Linked DNA regions of Homo sapiens: region 2 is linked to region 1. Evidence: chromatin loops called from intact Hi-C (ENCODE). Cell type or tissue: GM12878. All regions are shown on one strand. Region 1 overlaps SCFD2 (sec1 family domain containing 2). Region 2 overlaps SCFD2 (sec1 family domain containing 2).

Region 1 (5,000 bases):
TTGAAAATTCTTTTTTTTAAGAATGTTGAATATTGGTCCCCACTCTCTTCTGGCTTGTAGAGTTTCTGCCGAGCGATCAGCTGTTAGTCTGATGGGCTTCCCTTTGTGGGTAACCCAACCTTTCTCTCTGGCTGCCCTTAACATTTTTTCCTTCATTTCAACTTTGGTGAATCTGACAATTATGTGTCTTGGAGTTGCTCCTCTTGAGGAGTATCTTTGTGGTGTTTTCTGTATTTCCTGAATTTGAATGTTGGCCCGCCTTGCTAGATTGGGGAAGTTCTCCTGGATAATATCCTGCAGAGTGTTTTCCAACTTGGTTCCATTCTCCCCATCACTTTCAGGTACACCAATCAGATGTAGATTTGCTCTTTTCACAGAGTCCCATGTTTCTTAGAGGCTTTGTTCCTTTCTTTTTATTCTTTTTTCTCTAAACTTCTCTTCTCACTTCATTTCATTCATTTGATCTTCCATCACTGATACCCTGTCTTCCAGTTGATCGCATCGGCTACTGAGGCTTTCTGCGTTCATCACGTAGCTCTCGTGCCTTGGTTTTCAGCTCCATCAGGTCCTTTAAGGACTTCTCTGCATTGGTTATTCTAGTTATCCATTCGTCTAATTTTTTTTCAAAGTTTTTAACTTCTTTGCCATTGGTTTGAATTTCCTCCTGTAGCTCGGAGTAGTTTGATAGTCTGAAGGCTTCTTCTCTCAACTCGTCAAAGTCATTCTCCGTCCAGCTTTGTTCCATTGCTGGTGAGGAGCTGCATTCCTTTGGAGGAGGATAGGCGCTCTGATTTTTAGAGTTTCCAGTTTTTCTGCTCTGTTTTTTTCCCATCTTTGTGGTTTTATCTACCTTTGGCCTTTGATGATGGTGATGTACAGATGGGTTTTTGGTGTGGATGTCCTTTCTGTTTGTTAGTTTTCCTTCTAGCAGACAGGACCCTCAGCGGCAGGTCTATTGGAGTTTGCTAGAGGTCCACTCCAGACCCTGTTTGCCTGGGTATCATCAGTGGTGGCTGCAGAACAGCGGATATTGGTGAACCGCAGATGTTGCTGCCTGACCGTTCCTCTGGAAGTTTTGTCTCAGAGGAGTACCCGGCTGTGTGAGGTGTCAGTCTGCCCCTACTGAGGGGTGCCTCCCAGTTAGGCTACTCGGGGGTCAGGGACCCACTTGAGGAGGCCGTCTGCCTGTTCTCAGGCATGACGGGAGAACCACTACTCTCTTTAAAGCTGTCAGAGAGGGACATTTAAGTCTGCAGAGGTTACTGTTGTCTTTACATTTGTCTGTGCCCTGCCCCCAGAGGTGGAGCCTACAGAGGCAGGTAGGCCTCCTGGAGCTGTGGTGGGCTCCACCCATTTCTAGCTTCCCATCCACTTTGTTTACCTAATCAAACAACTAACCCGAAAATGGCGGGCGCCCCTCCCCCAGCCTTGCTGCCACCTTGCAGTTTGATCTCAGACTGCTGTGCTAGAAATGAGTGAGACTCTGTGGGCGTAGGACCCTCTGAGCCAGGTGCAGGATATAATCTCCTGGTGTGCCATTTTTTAAGCCCATCAGAAAAGTGCAGTATTAGGGTGGGAGTGACCTGCTTTTCCAGGTGCCATCTGTCACTGCTTTCTTTGACTAGGAAAGGGAATTCCCTGACCCCTTTCGCTTCCCGGATGAGGCGATGCCTTGGCTCGCACACGGTGCGCTGCACCCACTGCCCTGCACCTACTGTCTGGCACTCCCCACTGAGATGAACCCGGTACCTCAGTTGGAAATGCAGAAATCACCCGTTTTCTGCATTGCTCACGCTGGGAGCTGTAGACCGGAGCTGTTCCTATTCGACCATCTTGGCTCCTCTCCCAGTCCTCCTTTTCATTTCTTATTGTTTTTTATTTTTACTTTTTTGCTCAATTTACTTTGAGTTACAAAACAAACAAACAAACAAACAAATAAATAAACCTTAATACCCTCTCCCTTCTCCTAACCCACTCCTTGGCCCTCTCTCCTCCAGATTCTGCATGGTCTTTACTTCCTCCAGGATGCTTTCTTTACCTGATACCTCAATTGTGGATTGGGTGCCCCAAGCATGTATTACTGTAACACCAGGGATGCTATTTACTTTCTTCAACTAACTCTCTGTTTTATCATTGTCTGCTTATATGATTCTATCCCCCACTAGACTCTAAGCTTTATAAGGGGATGACCTATGTTGTTTATTCACCAATGTATCTCTTCTATCTGGCACTCAGTGCCTGAACACACATTTGTTAAAGAAATGTAAAAATGAATGGGTGAAGAAAAGGAAGAGGAAGAAGGAAAAGCTAACAAAAAGGGAACAGGAAACAGATAAAGAAGAAGGAAGTACATTTGATTTCATGATGTCTACCTGTTTAAAACCTGTTTCTCTTTCTTTTTTTTCTTTCTTTTTTTTTTTTTTTTTGAGATTGTTGTCACTCTGTTTTCCAGGCTGGAGTGCAGTGGCACAATCTCAGCTGACTGCAACCTTTGCCTCCCGGGTTCAAGTGATTCTCCTGCCTCAGCATACCGAATAGCTGGGATTACAGGCAACCACCACCACACCCAGCTGGTTTTTGTATTTTTAGTAGAGATGGGATTTCACCATGTGGGCAGGCTGGTCTAGAACTCCTGAACTCAGGTGATTCACCCGCCTTGGACTCCCAAAGTGCTGGGATTACAGGCGTGAGCCACTGCACCCATCCAAAACCTGTTTCTGTCTGACCCACCCAACTGTCAGTTTTCTCACAGTGCAGTCAGAACAGTGGTCTAGAAGGCTTTTTCTCTCAGCTGCCATTTGTTTAGCATGGTAGTTATTCCTTTCTCTCTATTCAGGTCCCTTCTCTAAGCTCATAGTGGAAAGCAAAGGCAATTTAGGGTGTGGTGAAAGTGAGAGTGTTTCTGTGTTGGCTAAGTTGTCTGGCCAAGGTAACAGTTTCATTTCCTCCCCAAGGTATCTCAGCAGTTCACTCCCAAAGAGCTCTAAGAGGCTTAAGGAGGGTTTCAGTTATGTGTTTCAACTATGTATTATATTCTACCAGTTCACAAAAATAAATTTCCTTTGAGTGTTGTCTGTATTACTAACTTAAAAATCTATCCAGTGTTTTTAGACTTGGCAAAATATGTTTTACTTATACTTTAATTCGCAGACTTTTGAAAGAAGTTGTTTGTAGGTAGGCTATAATGTATCTGGTTTGACTGTTATTTAATTGAAATCTAAGTATTCAATGACACATTTTTATCATGGTACATTCCATTATTATCTTCAACATTGAGAACACTTTCTCAATTGAATGAGACTGTTTTGTAAAATAAAGTAAAAAATATCATTTGAATAGATAGAAAATAATAGAAAATGGACAACTATGTGACAAGTAGAAAGGTGTGAAGAATGGAATGGGAGAAGAATCATCTCAATAGTTATAAATTCACAGTCTTGGGTTTAGAGCCTTAATGAATAATTAAGGAAGTCAGGGACTAGGAAGATATAAAGATTCCTTATGTGTTATGGGATTGTAAAGCTAGAACCAGGGACCTTTGGAATCCTCTTGTTCAGTGTTCCAATTTTATAGATGAGGAGAGAGCCTAAGTGGTATATCCAGGGTCACTGAAAGTGGCAGTTGTCTTATCTGCTAGTGTGCTTTTCCATTTTTGAAAGTGTCATGGCTTATAGTCATGAGGTCCAATAAATTATTCATGGAGACAATTTTAAAGATGCCAAAGTGTCCTAAATTAGTCATTGATCTTTGTGCTTTAAATCTTTCCTGAGAAAAGATAAGGCATAAATAAACTAATAACAGATATAAATCTGATTCATGGTAATATTTCAATTAGGAGTTTCAATTTTCAATTAGGAACTAATTTCAGTCTATAATGAATGCTAAAGAAATGAAAAAATTTCAGAAGTAGTTATATGAACTCATTGAATTACTTGCAGATTAAAATAATTTTTAGCCTCGTTCCATGTACAAATAAAATTTTAAATTTAGTAGGATTTTTTGTTATATTTTAATTATTTGGAAAACATTACAATTTGTCTCAAGTGAATTTGAACATCCAATTTCCTAGTCCCTGAAAACAGGAAATTCAAAAATTTAAACCAAGCTAAAAGATATCACATTACATGGCTTTGTTTTAAGAAATAAAACTTATTTCTGTATTCATATTTGCTTTTTAATTTAGAGAAGTTATTAACTCTAAAAGTGATTTGAAGTTTTTCTATTTGTTAGGGTACCTTATTAGTTCTGTATTTCAATTCAGACTCCTGTGGAATTCTATGGGGATTGTTAAAGTATGCAGCCATTGTGGGGGGAGAAAAATTTTGTCTGTAGTCAGCAGAATCTGAAACCCCAGAGTAAACTGAAATTAGAGCTGAGTAAGACTTTCTATAGTCAATATGGAGCTGTGGTCCGTCACAAACATGCAAAACAGTCATCTGTGCTGTACGGCATAGGCAGAACATTTATATGGATGACATAAATCGTTCTTATAAACAAAAACATCCCATGCTAACTATACTGAATAAATGTCATTTCTTTTGACTGAAGACAAGGGGTGAGGTGTGGGTATGAAGACTTACTGCTTCATATTAGCAGATGTTTCCCACTTTGTCGTGAATTTACTGTTGCACCTTCCCCCACTCCAGGACTCTAACAAATGAGGAAATAAGCCAATTACAGATTTCATTAATGTAAGTCTCTTTCCATTCTTCCCTGTGCCCAATTTAATCATTTTATTGAAGTGGTTGATTGATTAGACCAGCATTTTTGGAGCATTTTGAGGTGCACTTGGCACTATAATAGGAGCTAAATGCACAAAGATGACTAACATTTTGGGATATTATTTATTTTACTATTTTCAGCTTCTGTTGTTGCTATTGATACATCTGCAGCCACTTTAATGTCAGTTTCTTTGTATGTGATCCATTTTTCTTTGACTGCTTTTCAGATGTGTATGTATATATATTTTTTACAATTTCATTATAATGTTAATAATGTCT
Region 2 (5,000 bases), 140 kb after region 1:
CTTTTGGTGTTTTAGACATGAAGTCTTTGCCCATGCCTATGTCCTGAGTGGTATTGCCCAGGTTTTCTCCTAGGATTTTTATGGTCCTAGGTCTTATGTTTAGGTCTTTGATCCATCTTGAGTTAATTTTTGCTTAAGGTTTAAGGAAGGGATCCAGTTTTAGTTTTCTGCATATGGCTGGCCAGTTTTTCCCAACACCATTTATTAAATAGGGAATCTTTTTGCCATTGCTTTTTTGTGTCAGGTTTGTCAAAGATCAGATGGTTGTAGATGTGTGGTGTTATTTCTGAGGCTCTGTTCTGTTCCATTGGTCTATATCTCTGTTTTGGTACCAGTACCATGCTGTTTTGGTTACTGTGGCCTTGCAGTCTAGTTTGAAGTCAGGTAGCGTGATGCCTCCAGGTTTGTTCTTCTTGCCCAGAATTGTCTTGGCTATGTGGCCTCTTTTTTGGTTCCATATGAAGTTTAAAATAGTTTTTTCCAATTCTGTGAAGAAAGTCAGTGGAGGCTTGATGGGGATAGCATTGAATGTATAAATTACTTTGGGCAGTATGGCCATTTTCACAATACTGATTCTTCCTATCCATGAGCATGGAATGTTCTTACATTTGTTTGTGTCCTCTTTTATTTCGTTGAGCAGTGGTTTGTAGTTCTCCTTGAAGAGGTCCTTCACATCCCTTGTAAGTTGGATTCCTAGGTATTTTATTCCCTTTGTAGCAATTGGGAATGGGAGTTCACTCATAATTTGGCTCTCTGTTTGTCTGTTATTGGTGTATAGGAATGCTTGTGATCTTTGCACATTGATTTTGTATCCTGAAACATTGCTGAAGTTGCTTATCAACTTAAGGAGATCTTGGACTGAGATGATGGGGTTTTCTAAATATACAATCATGTCATCTGCAAACAGAGACAATTTGACTTCCTCTCTTCCTATTTGAATACTCTTTATTTCATTCTCTTGCCTGATTGCCCTGGCCAGAATTTCCAACACTGTGTTGAATAGGAGTGGTTAGAGTGGGCATCCTTGTTTTGTGCTGGTTTTCAAAGGGAATGCTTCCAGTTTTTGCCCATTCAGTATGATATTGGTTGTGGGTTTGTCATAAATAGCTCTTAGTATTTTGAGATACATCCCATCAATACCTAGTTTATTGAGAGTTTTTGGCATGAAGGGGTGTTGAATTTTGTTGAAGGCCTTTTCTGCATATCTATTGAGATAATCATATAGTGATTGTGTGATTGGTTATGGTTCTGTTTATGTGATGGATTACGTTTATTGATTTGCATATGTTGAATCAGTCTTGCATCCCAGGGATGATGCCAACTTGATCATGGTGGATAAGCTTTTTGATGTGCTGCTGGGTTTAGTTTGCCAGTATTTTATTGAGGATTTTCGCATCGATGTTCATCAGGGATATTGGCCTGAAATTTTCTTTTTTTGTTGTGTCTCTGCCAGGTTTTGGTATCAGGATGATTCTGGCCTCATAAAATGAGTTAGGGAGGATTCCCTCTATTTCTGTTGCTTGGAATAGTTTCAGAAAGAATGGTACCAGCTCCTCTTTGTACCTCTGGTAGGATTCGGCTATGAATCTGTCTGGTCCTGGACTTTTTTTGGTTGGGTGGCTGTTATTGCCTCAATTTCAGAACTTGTTATGCTTTATTCAGGGATTCGATTTCTTCCTGGTTTAGACTTGGGAGGGTGTTGTGTCCAGGAATTTATCCATTTTTTCTAGATTTTCTAGTTTATTTGCATAGAAGTGTTTATAGTATTTTCTGATGGTAGTTTGTATTTCTGTGGGATCAGTGGTGATATCCCCTATATCTTTTTTTATTGCATCTATTTGATTCTTCTCTCTTTTCTTCTTTATTATTCTGGCTAGTGGTCTATCTATTTTGTTGTTCTTTTGAAAAAGCTAGCTCCTGGATTCATTGATTTTTTGAAGGATTTTTCGTGTCTCTATCTCCTTCAGTTCTGCTCTGATCTGAGTTATTTCTTGTCTTCTGCTAGCTTTTGAATTTGTTTGCTCTTGCTTCTCTAGTTCTTTTAATTTTGATGTTAGGATGTCAATTTTAGATTTTTCCTCCTTTCTCTTGTGGGCATTTGGTGCTATACATTTCCCTCTACACATTGCTTTAAATGTGTCCTAGAGATTCTGGTATGTTGTGTCTTCTTTCTCAGTGGTTTCAAAGAACATCTTTATTTCTGCCTTCATTTCGTTATTTACCCAGTAGTCATTCAGAAGCAGGTTGCTAAGTTTCCATGTAGTTAGGCAGTTTTGAGTGAGTTTCTTAATTCTGATTTCTAATTTGATTGCACTGTGGTCTGAGAGACTGTTTGTTCTGATTTCCATTCTTTTGCATTTCCTGAGGAGTGTTTCACTTTCAATTATGTGGTCAATTTTAGAATATGTGCAATGAGGTGCTGAGAAGAGTATATATTCTGTTGATTTGGGGTGGAGAGTTCTGTAGATGTCTATTAGGTCTGCTTGGTCCAGAACTGAGTCCAAGTCCTGAATATCCTTGTTAATTTTCTGTCTCATTGATCTGTCTAATATTGACAAGGGTTTGTTAAAGTCTCCTACTATTATTGTGTGGGAGTCTAAGTCTCTTTGTAGGCCTAATAACTTGCTTTATGAATCTGGGTGCTTGTGTATTGGGTGCATATATATTAAGGATAGTTCACTCTTCTTGCTGCATTGATCCCTTTACCGTTATGTAATACCCTTCTTTGTCTCTTTTGATCTTTGTTGGTTTAAAGTCAGTCTGTTTTATCAGAGATTAGGATTGCAACCCCTGTTTTTTGTTTTTTGTTTGTTTTTGTTTTTGTTTTGCTTTACATTTGCTTGGTAAATATTCCTCCATCCCTTTATTTTGAGCTTATGTGTGTCTTTGCAGGTGAGATGGGTCTCCTGAATACAGCACACTGATGGGTCTTGACTCTTTATCCAATTTGCTAGTCGATGTCTTTTAATTGGGGGCATTTAGCCTATTTACCTTTAAGGTTAATATTGTTATGTGTGAATTTGATCCTGTCAGTATGATGCTAGCTGGTTATTTTGTCCATTACTTGATGCATTTTCTTCATAGTGTCAATGGTCTTTACAATTTGGTATGTTTTTGCAGTGGCTGGTACCGATTGTTCCCTTCCATGTTTAGTGCTTCCTTCAGGAGCTCTTGTAAGGCATGCCTGGTGGTGACAAAATCTCTCAGCTTTTGCTTATCTGTAAAGGATTTTATTTCTCCTTCACTTATGAAGCTTAATTTGGCTGGATATGAAATTCTGGGTTGAAAATTCTTTTCTTTAAGAATGTTGAATATTGGCCCCCACTCTCTTCTGGCTTGTAGAGTTTCTGCCAAGAGATCCACTGTTACTCTGATGGGCTTCCCTTTGTGGGTAACCCGACCTTTCTGCCTGGCTGCCCTTAACATTTTTTCCTTCATTTCAACCTTGGTGAATCTGATGATTGCATGTCTTGGAGTTGCTCTTCTCTAGGAGTATCTTTGTGGTGTTCTCTGTATTTCCTGAATTTGAATGTTGGCCTGTCTTGCTAGGTTGGGGAAGTTCTCCTGGATGATATCCTGAAGAGTATGTTTTCCACCTTGGTTCCATTCTCCTCGTCACTTTCAGGTATACCAATTAAACATAGATTTGGTCTTTTCACCTAGTCCCATAGTTCTTAGAGGCTTTGTTCATTCCTTTTCATTCTTTTTTTCTCTAATCTTGTCTTAACTGTTTATTTCATTAAGTTGATCTTCAATCATTGATATCCTTTCTTCCGTTTGATCAATTTGGCTATTGAAACTTGTGTATGGTTCATGAAGTTCTCGTGCTGTGTTTTTCATCTACATCAGGTCATTTATGTTCTTCTCTAAACTGGTTATTCTAGTGGGCAGTTCGTCTAAACTTTTGTCTTTGTCATGGTTCTTAGCTTCCTTACATTGGGTTAGAACATGCTCCTTTAGCTAAGAGGAGTTTGTTATTACCCACATTCTGAAGCCTATTTCTGTCAGTTTGTCAAACTTATTCTACGTCAAGTTTTGTTCCCTTGCTGGCAAGGAGTTGTGATCCTTTAGAGGAGAAGAGGCCTTTTAGAGGAGAAGAGGCCTTCTGGTTTTTGGAATTTTCATCCTTTTTGCACTGGTTTCTCCCCATCTTTGTGGATTTAGCTATCTTTGGTATTTGATGTTGGTAACCTTCAGATGGGGTCTTTGAGTGGATGTGCTCTTCCTTTCTGCTTGTTAGTTTCCCTTCTAACAAGCCCTTCTGCTGCCAGTCTGCTGGAGTTTGTTGGAGGTCCATTCCTGACCCTGTTTGCCTGGGTATCACCAGTGGAGGCTGCAGAACAGCAAAGATTGCTGACTTTCCTCTGGAAGCTTCATCCCACAGGGGCACCTACCAGATGCCAGCCAGAGCTCTCCTGGATGTAGCCTTTTAAATATAGCTTCTTTCACTTTGCATAATGCATTTGTTATGTGTGTCAAGAGTTTAATTATTTTTATAGAAAAGAAGTCTTCTGCTGTGTGGGAGTACCAATGTATTTATTCATTAGCCAGGTGAATTGAATTATTTCCAGTTTTTGAAATTATCAATAATGCCATTATAAATATGCATGTATTGGCTTTTATATGTCCATCAACTTTAATTTCACTTGGGTGAATGTTCAAGATTGGAATTACAGGGTCATATAGGTAAGTATGTGTTTATCTTCATAAAAACTGCTAGATTGGCCGGGTGTGGTGGCTCACACCTGTGATCTCAGCACTTTGGGAGGCTGAGGCAGGGAGATCACCTGAGGTCAGGAGTTCGAGACCAGCCTGGCTAACATGGTGAAACTCCGTCTCTACTAAAAATGCAAAATTAGTTGGGCATGGTGGCATGCGTCTGTAGTCGCAGGTACCCGGGAGGCTGATGCAGGAGAATCGCTGGAACCCAGGAGGCAGAGGTTGCAGTGAGCTGAGATCGCGCCACTGCACTCCAGCCTGGGTGACAGAATGAGACTCTG

What was found. A loop is a pair of places that touch in the nucleus more often than their neighbours do. Peaks named below come from ENCODE experiments on the same cell type or tissue, not always from the same donor. Only the 100,000 strongest peaks of a DNase experiment are listed, where the experiment ranks them.
Region 2: it touches region 1 in a loop (4-fold over the local background); 5 of 110 quality-filtered maps call a loop at or near these places.

Annotation. Positions count from the first base shown.
Region 1 is chr4:53,174,374-53,179,373 of GRCh38, reverse strand. The region is part of intron 4 of SCFD2 (sec1 family domain containing 2); the gene reads left to right. Among named protein-coding and RNA genes, the nearest start is that of SCFD2, 190 kb to the left of the region's middle. In GM12878, no CTCF peak of the experiment used is centred here; a DNase peak (open chromatin) is centred at 2,883; H3K27ac peaks cover 372 bases.
Region 2 is chr4:53,030,445-53,035,444 of GRCh38, reverse strand. All of the region lies in intron 5 of SCFD2 (sec1 family domain containing 2), which reads left to right. Among named protein-coding and RNA genes, the nearest start is that of SCFD2-AS1, 110 kb to the right of the region's middle. In GM12878, no CTCF peak of the experiment used is centred here; no DNase peak of the experiment used is centred here; H3K4me3 peaks cover 516 bases.